Regions from separate parts of the Homo sapiens genome. Here regions 1 and 2 are each linked to region 3. The links are chromatin loops, found by intact Hi-C in ENCODE. Cell type or tissue: dorsolateral prefrontal cortex. All regions are shown on one strand.

Region 1 (4,000 bases), 260 kb before region 3:
GAGTATCCATCCAAATATGAGGACAAACTGGGAAAATCCATTGTGAGCAAGCAAGTTTAAAACACAGCACAGAGGGAGAAGGTAAAAAAAATATTTAAGGTAGGTTTCTTAATTTTTTTATAGGATGCCAGCAGCCTTAGCCTGATGTGGGAGGAGGCTCTAATCAGGTCTGGCTCTTCTTCCACATTCCACTCCACTGGGTGGTGTTTTTCACTGGGTGACTACAAAGTCTTAACATGTTTAGGTGGGTTCTTAGTTGAGGTGGGAGCGTTTCATGTGTTTGCTTCTCTAGCAGACATCCTTTCTCAAGGACAGGTACCAGATCTGGCAGTGGCACTTCTGAGAATCCAGAACCTTTTGCAAGACACGTGGGCTCTTCTAACTCAGTTGTCAGGGTAAATTACTTGGCTCTGTGTCTAGGGCAGAGTCTCAGTGAACTGAGCTAGCATGAGCTGGCTGAAACAGACCTCATCTCTGCTTTTACTAAGAAAATAGAAACAACCACAAGACAACTGTAACATTTCCCACCAGCATTCTCATTAAGTTTTGCCTTTCCTTCCTTGATGATGGAAAAACTGTCCTAGACTCTTAGTCCTCCTAGACCTTGTGACTTAAGCCCTGGATTCCCCATCACCTACTCAAAGGCTTTGCTCTTTTCATCAATCACTGTCTCCACCATCTCTACATCTCCACTCTCTGTTTGATCATTCCCATAGCAGATACACATGCTATAATATCTCCTGTCTTTAAAAAACCTGTCTTCTCTAGAATTACACCCTCCTCCAACTACTCCCTCCTGCTTCTCAGGCCTCCTTACATCATCATTTCTAAAGCAAGTTGTCAATACTCAGTGTCTCTCCACTTCCTCATTTCATGGTCTCTTTTCAGTCTTCTCCAATCATGTTTGCTTCCCTATGATTGCACTGAAGCCATTCTTCTCAGGATCACCAGTGAGCTCTACATGTCTTAAATCCTCTGAACAATTTCCCAGCCCTTCTCTTACTTGACCTCTCAGTGGATTTTATTTCACTTGGTGAACCACCTGGAATCTGAGTCAACGCACTGTCTCGGTTTTCCTCCTGTGTCCCTGGATTGGCCTCTTCTGAGTCTGCTGGCTCCTTCCTCTTATTCCTCATTTTTTAATTTCTTTAAACATCTTCTGTTCTTTAAATACACTCGTTCACTTTATAGGAGATCTTATCCAGTCCCATGGCTTTAATTTCTGTCTCTCTGTCAATAACTCCCAGATCTATATTCTCTAGCCCTGACATTTCCCCTGAGCTCCAGACTTAACATATTCTGCCACCTACTTGACATTTCCATTAGATGTCTAATAAGCATTTCAAATTGAACATTTTCAAAATAGAACTTGGTCTTATCTCCCAAACCTGTTTTTCTTACAGTTTTATACACTGCAGCTCCTGGCTTTACCATTCATCCAGCAGCTCAGGATATAGACTTGAGGCTCATTCTTGACCACTCTATTCCTCTTACACTCACATATCATAAAAACCCAATTGTGTGGGCCCCTGCCAGACCTGACTACCTCTATTAGTGATGGCCAGGACGGGCTATCTTCAAAATTCCCAGCAGATGATTTCCAGGATTAGTGCTGTAGTCTTCCCTCGTGTGTCTATGGCTCCCAGGATTGGGTATGAAATGGTAAACCCAAAGTGCTTGAGGAAGGTGACTCTGGTGCAAACTGAGTTCCCGCATCTAATTTAGCCACTCCAACTCTATGACAAGTGATTCTTAATCCCAAGGAAGAGGAGCAATTATACTCTTTCAAAAGCCGGTTTCCTAGAGAAGGAAACCCAGAGGTGGAGACTTCAGGGCTGGGTCTTCCAAGCACTAGATATTGCTCATCTCAGTGGATGGAGACATTCACGTGGACTGGGCTGGGTCAGGTAGGTCAGGGGAAGGCAGGAATACCTTAAGTAAGGCTTGTTAGGAGACTGCATCTGCATCTGAGAACCAAGAAAAGCCTCCATCCCTTTTGAGCATGTCAATTATTACAACAGACTATGAAAAGAAATGTGTAGGGAATTGTCTAATGAATTCCAGGAATTGATAAATATATTTGATAAATCATGTGGGCTCTTCCTCTGGGACTACAAACACTTGAAGCATAATGCAGATGTCTCGACTGGACAGAATAGAGCCCAGTAATTCTTCCATTCTCTTGGACATGTACTTTTCAGGGTTGGCCTGCAGGTGGTGGTGTAGCCCACAGAGGACTTGAGGACCTGTCTGGACAAAGGACTCACAGGATGTTAGATTTAGATTCGTATATTAGGATTTTGTCCAAGTAGCTCATGCCTCCTTGATCCTGCATGAGAAGATGACTAGGGCCTGCACAGCCAAAATGACACCATAATCTGCCAGATCCCCCCTCTCCCATTGATGTCAAAGCTCTTGGACCAGTAAGCTGGGTTATCTACAACCTCTTCCCTGTCCAGGCAGAGGATAAGAGAAAAACTCCCTCCCAGATACACTCAAAATGTACTTCCCACGTGAGGTTGCTAGTGCCTTTGAAGAGAGGGCATCTGTGGGTTAAGTGGCCAATTCATCATGGTGCTGGTGTTGTTGCTCCCAGACTCAGTACATGAAGTTAGCATCCTCCCTTTCCCCACACATTCTCCACCCCTGCCAAAGCCTTGGAAATAGAATTGCTGTCCATCACTGGCTTGGCAGGAAGCCACACATATTTGTAGTGGGGTCACAAATTCATTCACTCTGTACTCAGATGTGCGAGGAAAATATAGCTTCTGTATTTCTCCATAACTCATCTACTCATCCACAGGGAATTGGGAAAAAAGGACCCTAAATTTATCCCCTTCAGTTAAACTTAGTTCAGCTCAATAATTCAGATGCCTTCTTTATGTAAATTATCTTTAGTTTCTTTAGGTAAAATACGGTCTTTACATTTTCTCTCCATCTCTTTGTTGTCCTCCAAGTTAGTGACTCTGTCTCTGTTTAGTGGGGTCTGTAAGAATTTAGATGACCCACGCAGCAGAGATATTATCTGAATCCTCACTAACCAAAGGTGAAGTGGCTAGATTTTCTGTTTACTGGACTGGTGACCACTGAAGGTTGATTTTTCTGGTTTGGCTTTTTGAGGTAAAGTAATTTCCTCTGGAATCTGTGTTTCTGGCCATCTCAAAGTTTCTACTCAGGTACCTCTTTGTTTTAACCAGAGCCCTTTGGCGTACCTCTGTGCTCTCAAAACCTCTGTCTCATCAGAACACACGGGACTTGCTAGATCACCTGTACAACATCCCGGCCATGTAAGCCCAGGAGTGATGGCTCAAGCTCATCTATCAACCCACCTACTATACCACCTCCTCACCATCACTCCTTGCCAAGACTCTGGCCTCTGGCCTTCTCACTTCTTGTCTTCCTCATTTCTTCCATAATCCCTTGGAACTGGAAGGGGCAGTCTTTGGGCAACTCATTCACCCATGTACTATCTCCCTTCCAGGGTAGAGCAACGCATATCATGACCTAGCTTTCATAGGTGGTAAGGTTATCTTCTTTTTTCTTAAGAAAAAAACACTATGAGTTGAGGGCCCCATCTTAGTTCATGGTATGCCTTAAATCTGAATTTAAAAATCCTTTCTGGACAAAGCCTAAGTCTTGCTATAGATCAGTACGAACAATAATCAAAGCACAAAGGTCAGAAATTACTTTGTTGTTTTAGAGTTATGCTGTGCAATATGGTAACAGCTCCATGTGTCTATGTAACTTTAATTTTTAAATAATTAAGGTTTTTAAATTCAGGTCCTCAGTCATACTAGCTACAATACAAGTTTTCAGAAGCCACATGGGGATAGTGGCCACTATGTTGGACATCAAATATATAAAACATTAGCAGCATCACAGAAAGTTACATCGGACAGCTATTCTAGAGGCTGTCTACCCTTTTCCCTTTTCTGAGGCACTAAAACGCTTTTTCTTTTTGGTGACGGAGTCTCACTCTGTTGTTCTGGATGGGGTGCAG
Region 2 (4,000 bases), 63 kb before region 3:
TCCAGATGAAGGGTCTGAGTCTGAGGAGGAGATTATTATCAACAGTTACAAGTGCCTTAAATAGTCCAGGCGTGGTGGCTCACACCTGTAATTCCAGCACTTTGGGATGTGAGGCAGGCAGATTGCTTGGGCTCAGGAGTTCAAGACTAGCCTGGCCAACATGGCGAAACCCTGTCTCTACAAAAAATAAAAAATTAGCCGGGTATGGTGGTACATACTTGTAATTCTGGCTACTCAGGAGGCTGAGGTGGGAGGATCACCTGAGCCCTGGAGGCAGAGGTTGCAGTGAGCCAAGATTGTGCCACTGCACTCCAGCCTGGGCGATAGAGCCAGACCTTGTCTTAAGTGAAAAACCAAAACCAAAATTCAGATGCTTTAAATTTAACATAGTGCTAAGTCTCCCACCCGTTTCCAGATGGCTCAGCCCATGTTTTGGTTTTCATTCCCCATAACCAATGATGGCCCCAGCACTCTAACCTTCCATGCAAAATAGCTGTCAATATCTTCAGATGTCTTGCCCACCCCCATTTTTGTAGCCATTGCTCAGTTATTCCATAAAGTGGCTGAATGCCACCTTGCTGTTGTGTGGACAAACAGGAGAGGTTTGGCTGGCTGAGGTTTGGCTGAGTTTAGAAGTAGGGCAAAATCTCAGGCCCTTCATGGTTGACACTGAGATTATGGGTGCTGTCTCTGGAGTGTCCATTTGTGGGCTACATAGCCCCATGTCATGTTTCTTAGACAGTTTCTCCAAAAAAACAAGGACTTAGAGACTCAGTTATTTGAACTAAAATAAGAATGCTAAGCCACACTATTCTGATGGAAGACCTTGTTTGAAGTACTGTGGGCTTGTGCCCTGACTGATTTATATCTTACTTGTGGAGTTCCAACCATTGTAAACAACACTTCTTTCCAGGGCGATCTCATGACTTCTTGGTCCCTTAGTTCTTATATAGAAGCCAGACATTAATTTGCCCCCTTACCAGAAACATAATGACTTGTATTGTAAGAGTGATTTTAAGAGACCTTTAGGTATTTAAGGAAACATCATATAGTTCTCATATGATTGCTGAGATTTCTCCAAAATCAGGCTAACCTAGATTACTTGGGGGAATTTCCTGGAGGGGCTGACTCATTCATTATTTACGTGTACCCTGCAGGTAGTTTATCTCTAGGATGGAGTCATCCGGTTAGGATAGGTATTATGAAATCAGTCCCTGACTTCAGCTGAAATGATTAGTGTTAGGATTTTATCTCTAAAAGGTATTCAGGTCAGCATCAAGTCACTAGCCAGAATTGTTATGTATGATAGAATTGCCTGGGACTTCTTCATGGGCCAGACAGATTACAAGGTAGATTCTGTGTAATTGCCAATGCATCTTCCTATACCTGGATTAATGCTTTAGTTTAAGTGGAAAGGTCAACACAGAAACATGAGGAGGAAGCCAGTTGAATTTCTAAGGTAGACTTTGATGGTTTATGGGATTTGTTTAGCTGATTTTGTCCAAGACCCTAGAGGACCTAGTGGAAGTCAGTACTGTAGATTGACCTCACCTTGCTGCTCAGAGTTCCTGTTTGTAGTAGCCTTAATTACATAATTCATAAGGCAAATTAAATACATTTGGTCCTCCCTTTGTTGGTCAGATTAATCAGCTTGGTTGATAGAATGGCATACTTATAGAAAAATTGACTGGGAGCCTAAGACAATGTAGAAGCAAAGGGTACATATTGTTAGAAGGTGATTTTCCTTGGGCCTCTTGCATTTCCATGTTTTACAAGCAGAAGCACTGACTGCCTTTGTTTTGGACTGTCCTTTCAAGGATGCTTGTATACTAAACAGCCATGGAAAGTAGACATAGTTTCTCCCTCTGGAACAAAGGGCAGGTATGTTTACTGTGTATATGGAGAGAGAATTTATCTCTCCAGAGCAAAAGTCAGCCATACTTACTGTGCATTATAGATCTGGGCTTCCTAAACTCAGGCTTCCTTTCCTGTAAACGCACTGGGCATGCAGACATCCATTTGGGCTCATCCGTGTTGCTGTCATGACAGTGGGGATAAGGGAACTGATGCAAATATGCTGATATATTCTTGCTGGGATGTGACTAATAAAGTCATTTGTCTCTGATCTGAGTCTCCTGTCTTCTACCTTCATCCTTGAAAGGGTGGCAGGCTACCTTGTTAGTTTACAAGTAGGGCAAAATCTCAGGCCCTTGACACAGTTGACACTGAGATTATGGGTGCTCTCTCTAGAGTGTCCATTTGAGGGCCTCGTAGCCCCATGTAATAAAAGATCCATTTGAGAAGTAAATAAAAATTTCAAAGGCATATACCCTTCAGCCTAGCAATGCCATTTAAATGTATATGCCCTCTAGCTGACTTAAGGAGAGTCACAAGTTATCGCCCTTGAGACAAATCTGGCTCACTGCTTATTTCTTGTAAATGAAGATTTGTTGTAACATAGCCGCACCAATATTTATTGGTATTGCCTATCATTGCTTTTGCACTACAAGGCACAATTGGGTAGTTGCAACAGAACCATATGGGCAAAGCCAAAAATAATTCTTAACTGTTCCTTTAAGAAAAAGTTTGCAGGGCCCTGCTTTAGCATGCTAGCCCAACATTGTTTACTTTAAATATATGTGCAAAAGTAGGTATACAAAGTAGGTATATCAAAATAGGCATACAAAGATGTTCAGTGCAGAATTATTGGTAATATTTTTTAAAACCCACCAGTTAAACTGTAAGCAACCTCAGGAGATGTGAGAAGGTCTAATTTTCTTTCTTTTTTTTTTTTTTTTTGCCTGAACATTGCCTCATTCTTTAGATTTTAAAAAGTCATACCTTGCAATGAATTCCTGGTGACTCTGGTATGTGGCCTTACATACTTGTTCTTTAAATATACATGTATATTTCTTCTTCTTCACCCAGTTTTAGAAAAGAAGGGATTGTCACATAATATAATCTGGGAAAGAAGGCAAGGGACACCAGATTATTTTGGTAAACCTCCATGTATCACAAACTCCAGGGAGTGTAAGAATCACCCAGTGAGGGTTGAGGTGTTACTGTTGAATTTTACATTTTAGTAGAAGGATCTTGGAAAGCCAGTCAAAAAGTAATTTAGGACACTAAAGTGTCGACCTAAAAGGAAGAAGCTGAGGCAAAATTAATGTAAGTAGAGAGCGTATTGGGGCCAAGCTTGAGGATTGCAACCTGGGAGCATAGATTCAAGTTGCTCTGAATATACACATTGATTAGCAGCAGTTACAGGTGAATTTTTAGAGGCAAAACAGGTGGACTGATACAAAGTTGTTAGGAATTTTTGTTAGTTTACAGAAATAACATTGATTAGTGATTGGCTATACATTGTTAAGCTATGTGTGTGGCATTAGGTTAATTTATAGCTACTTGTTGCAATAGCAAGCAGTTTCAACAGATGACTGCATAGCTCAAGAGGCAGGAAGTAGGATGTAATTGCTGTCTCATTTTAATGCCTCTCTGGGCCGGATTTATTTATTTATTTTTATTTTTATTTTTTTGAGATGGGGCCTAGCTCTATCGCCCAGGCTGGAGTGCAGTGGCAAGATCTCGGCTCACCGCAACATGTGCTTCTCGGGGTCAAGCCAGCCTCTCACCTCAGTCTCCTGAGTAGCTGGGACTACATGCACGTGCCAGCATGCCCATCTTGTATTTTTTGCCATGTTGCCCAGGCTGGTCTTGAACTCCTGAGCTCAAGCACTCCACCTGCCTTGGCCTCCCAAAGGGCTAGGATTACAGGCATGAGCCACTGTGCCCTAGCCGGGGCCTGATAATTTGAAAGGGCTCATATTCCTCAGATAAAAGTTCTTTTCTCAAAGTAAAACAAAAACAAAAGAGAGAGATTGAAACAATAATAACAAAAGTTATTGCTTTGGATGTTGATGAGCCACGCTAACTACTGGTTCTTTTTAGAGTAAGGAAGACCCTCTGATTCTGTGCTGAGATGTGTTGATAAAAATCTAGA
Region 3 (4,000 bases):
TTTTGCTTTAGGGTATTCTTTAGCAAATCTTAATGCGACTTCTGCCTGCCTAACAGTATTTGTTCTGCTTTTGGTGCTCCCATTTGAAGCTGTGCTGGTGTATTAGCATCTTCTAAACTATTCATACAAAACCCAGCAAGTTTAACTTGTAATTTGGCGGACTGGTTTGTACCTCATTTAAATTTTTACTGTTTATTATCATCCTGTCCCCTAGACTACTAGGGAGTCCAATGGTACTAATCAAACCTTGGAAGCTATAATGTGGTACATGCATCTCAGGCCCAGACCTCATGAAAAGGTTATTCAGTTTATTAATATATTTTCAGATAATGTCTCTCTCTTCTTGTGACTTCTTGTGACTGTAAGCTCCTTGAAGGCAAAGGCTTTTATTTATTCTTGCATCCTATCATCTGGCACAATGCCTAATGTATTATAGGCAGTACTACACATATATACATATGCATTATCACACTTCCATATGCATATTTTAATTTCTTTAATTTCATTAATAACTAGATTGACATGAAAAGATAGGTAAAAAAATAAGATGAGTGTTGAAGGAGAAAATGGGGGCTAAAAATCGAGAGCAGGTAAGACGAGAAGATGAAGTATCAAAAAGCACACCTGGCATTTAGGATATAGATTGATAGTATGCATTACAAATATTAGAACTCAAAGCAGACAAGAAATCCATTTCGGTTATTGCTGCTGATGAAAACCATCGTATTTGATCACATAGATAACTCAGTTTATATCACAATTAGCTTTAGTTTCCTTAGGAAGGGTATAAGAAAAGAAAGGTAATGCTGTGACCTTTTGTTATCAAAGTAATGCTGGTCTTCTATATTTGTAAGTATCTGAAAATTTTATATTATGTGCAAATGTAATTAACTCATTATATTTTCGTAAGTATGTGAAAAGTTTGTATTGGGTGCAAATACAGTAAAGCAGTATCAGTTTGGACTAAATGTCTGAATTGAAGTGTAATTTTATTTTTTAGGAAATAACTGCTTTTTACTTTTAATTACATGTATTAGCTGAAACTATTCCAATAAAGTAATGCCACTTAAACGTGCTTCACAGTTTACATACACACATCAGAATAGAGTTTTTCTCTGGTAATGGATCAGATAGTTATTTCTTTGATTGTGTACTAGGTGAAGATGCTGACTTGTGTTTTCATACCATGTTATATGAAGAATACTATTTCTCACACTAGAATCATGGCCATGGAAGGAGATGCTTCCACTGAGAAGCATTAAAAAATCCATGAGAATTGCTGGCACTTCCACATCTCATGCTCACTCCAGGATACAAACCATGCTTTTTGGTAGAGTAGGGATGGAGTGGAACAGTACTTTTTCTGCTTTCATTTTTTATAAATTCACATAGTTTGATTAGATCAATTGACGTAAGATACGAGTCAGTATATCTGGACACACAAATAACCACAAAATCCCTCCGCTGTGTGATTTTATTCAATTCTAGTAGATGTTTCTCAAACTGGTGAATGAGTAGCCCCTGGCGGTTGTTCCTCAGCCTTGTTCTCTAACGTGGTTAGAGAAGGAAATGCCTTTACTTACTGATTTTTTCAGTGAAAGGAGACTGACAACCATGCAGAAATAAGTAAAATGGTCTTTAGTTACAAAAGTGCTATGGAAATGAGAGGGTAGTGTATTTAGAATTTAATTCCTTTGTTCTTTGTAGCAATAAGGACTAACCTGAAGAGATATTTTCTTTAAATAAATCTATAAAGTATTAACATATTAATAGGAAGACTCACAGATTCTAAATCTGTGATTTTGGTATATTTAAGGAGACTTAAAGATCATTCTAAAAACGCTTTCTCAAATTAAAACAGCAGCTTTCTTGAAAAATAATTTAGATGCTCTTTCAAATTGAAAAATTACAGAAGTTCAAAATGAGGAAGTATTCCACTTCCAAGAAAAACCTGATTAGTTACTTCAGTAAGCTGCTCATTGAAAATAAATGTCTCTACTGACAGGATTATATTTTAGTTTTAAGAAGCTAATTTATCATTTAAAGGTTATCTCTAAAAGTTAGGTTTTGTATATCTAATGTACTCACAGTTACACCTACCTCTCATAACTTGATAGTGAAACCTTTCTGTTTTTCAAAGGGAGTTCCAGCATTTCAGCTGCTGAGCACTCTGCAAGAGAAACTGTATACTGTACATCAGAAAGCAGGGGTACTGTCTGCCTTTGATGTTAAGTAGAAATGAAGACTTCCTTCATTGCCGGTTCTTTGTTGGATTATTCACATGGCACCTGTGTCCTTTAGCCAGATAATCACTGTTGATTTCAGAGATCTAGGAATTGAGGAAGGGGATAATAGGTCTGTCTCTTAACAAGCCGTTTTGCATTCAGTTGCTATTTCTGGGAAGCTTCAGTACTGCAGAACGAATCACAGAGTCCCTGAGGAAGATTAGTGCCCCCTATCATGCTGTTTCTCTTGTTGAGCATTCAATTGATGTTGGATTTAGGGCCCTGACCCAAAAGATTTTGATATCTCTGTGAATAATTTCCTTTTTTGCAATTGTCAGTGCATTACAGCTAGGCCATTCGGATGCCTTTTATTAGAATGGAGTTACATAGCCTTTCCCAATTAATTATAATGAATATTAATTCTTAACTATAATTGCCAAATCATTATCATAAACTTTAACATAAGGGTACTCAACTACTGGCTCTGACGCTGTAGAAATTTGCCTCTAGGTTTTTTGAGGCCTCTGTATGCATTTTCCATGGGAATTATGTTAGCATCCCAGAAGACTACTGTACCTATTCCCACCTTGGGCAAGAGAAAAGTTCTGCGGTAGATAAAAATGTCTGCAGTAGATGTTCACTTAGCAGCGGAGGTTTTTCCATTTCCCATTTTGTTTGTGGCTTCATGAGAGTCCCCCAGTCCAAACAGTTTACTAAAGCTCTTATGACTGTCTCCACTGTTGTGAGCACCATTTGCCAAACTGGGTAGTTAAATTTTGTTTTGTTTTGTTTTGTTGTTGCATTTTCCTACTTTCATTCCTTTATTCTTATGAATTACTGTTTGAACAGATTTATTCTTCATTTTGTATGGCTTCAGCCTGTCATTGAGCCATTCAGTTCACAATAGTTCTATCGGGGAGCAGTTATTACTAGAAAGGCAGCATTTCATGGTGGGCTCTGGACAGACAGCCTGGATTCAAATCCCCATCCTACTATTTACTGTTAGACTTTGGGTGATCTGTGTAAATTTTCTGTGCCTCTTGCCTCATCTGTGGAATGGGAATAATAGTAACTAGTTCATAGTGTTGTAAAGATTAAATGAATAAAGCCTTTAGCCCAAGTTCTGGCAAATGGTATCGCCAAATGTATGCTCATGCTATTATTATTTTTATTATAGTAGTAGTTATTACTTTTTAGTTGGAGCCTCACTCTGTCACCCATGTTGGAGTGCAGTGGCGTGATCTCAGATCACTACAGCCTCTGCCTCCTGGGTTCAAGCGATTCTCCTACCTCAGCCTCCCAAGTAGCTGGGACTACAGGCGCATGCCACTACACCCGGCTAATGTTTTTTGTTTGTTTGTTTGTTGTTTTTGTTTTTTGTATTTTTAGTAGAGACAGGGTTTCACCATGTTGGCCAGGCTGGTCTCGAACTCCTGACCTCAAGTGATCCACCAGCCTCAGCCTCCTAAAGTGCTGAGATTATAGGCAAAAGCCACTGCACCCGGCCCATGCTATTATGGTTAGTACTGTTACACAAAACCTCAAATTAGGGAGGATGAGTGAAGATTCGGTAATATATTCCTGGAAGGAACCACTGATCTATCAGCTGTGGCTTATCTACTTTCACCTTCAAGGAAATGAATCTAGGCCAGGGATTTAGCACATATGTGAGCCAGTTATTAAATAAACATTGTTTCACTATTATACTTTTAATTGGAACTTACCCTTAAAGATGATTGGCTTTAGTCATGGGGCAGGAAGAGGGAGTGTAAATA

What was found. A loop is a pair of places that touch in the nucleus more often than their neighbours do. Peaks named below come from ENCODE experiments on the same cell type or tissue, not always from the same donor. Only the 100,000 strongest peaks of a DNase experiment are listed, where the experiment ranks them.
Region 1: a loop joins it to region 3, with 5 times the contacts of the local background. A loop is called at or near these places in 2 of 110 quality-filtered maps.
Region 2: a loop joins it to region 3, with 2.7 times the contacts of the local background. A loop is called at or near these places in 3 of 110 quality-filtered maps.

What each region holds. Positions count from the first base shown.
Region 1 is chr15:56,819,684-56,823,683 of GRCh38, forward strand. No RefSeq gene overlaps it. Among named protein-coding and RNA genes, the nearest start is that of LINC03065, 65 kb to the right of the region's middle. In dorsolateral prefrontal cortex, a CTCF peak has its summit at 2,231 (motif pointing right); a DNase peak (open chromatin) is centred at 2,218.
Region 2 is chr15:57,014,945-57,018,944 of GRCh38, forward strand. All of the region lies in intron 3 of TCF12 (transcription factor 12), which reads left to right. Among named protein-coding and RNA genes, the nearest start is that of TCF12, 98 kb to the left of the region's middle. In dorsolateral prefrontal cortex, a CTCF peak has its summit at 2,262; no DNase peak of the experiment used is centred here; H3K27ac peaks cover 3,559 bases.
Region 3 is chr15:57,078,137-57,082,136 of GRCh38, forward strand. The region is part of intron 4 of TCF12 (transcription factor 12); the gene reads left to right. Among named protein-coding and RNA genes, the nearest start is that of TCF12, 160 kb to the left of the region's middle. In dorsolateral prefrontal cortex, CTCF peaks have their summits at 1,522, 1,728 and 2,481; a DNase peak (open chromatin) is centred at 1,514; H3K4me3 peaks cover 1,628 bases; H3K27ac peaks cover 3,838 bases.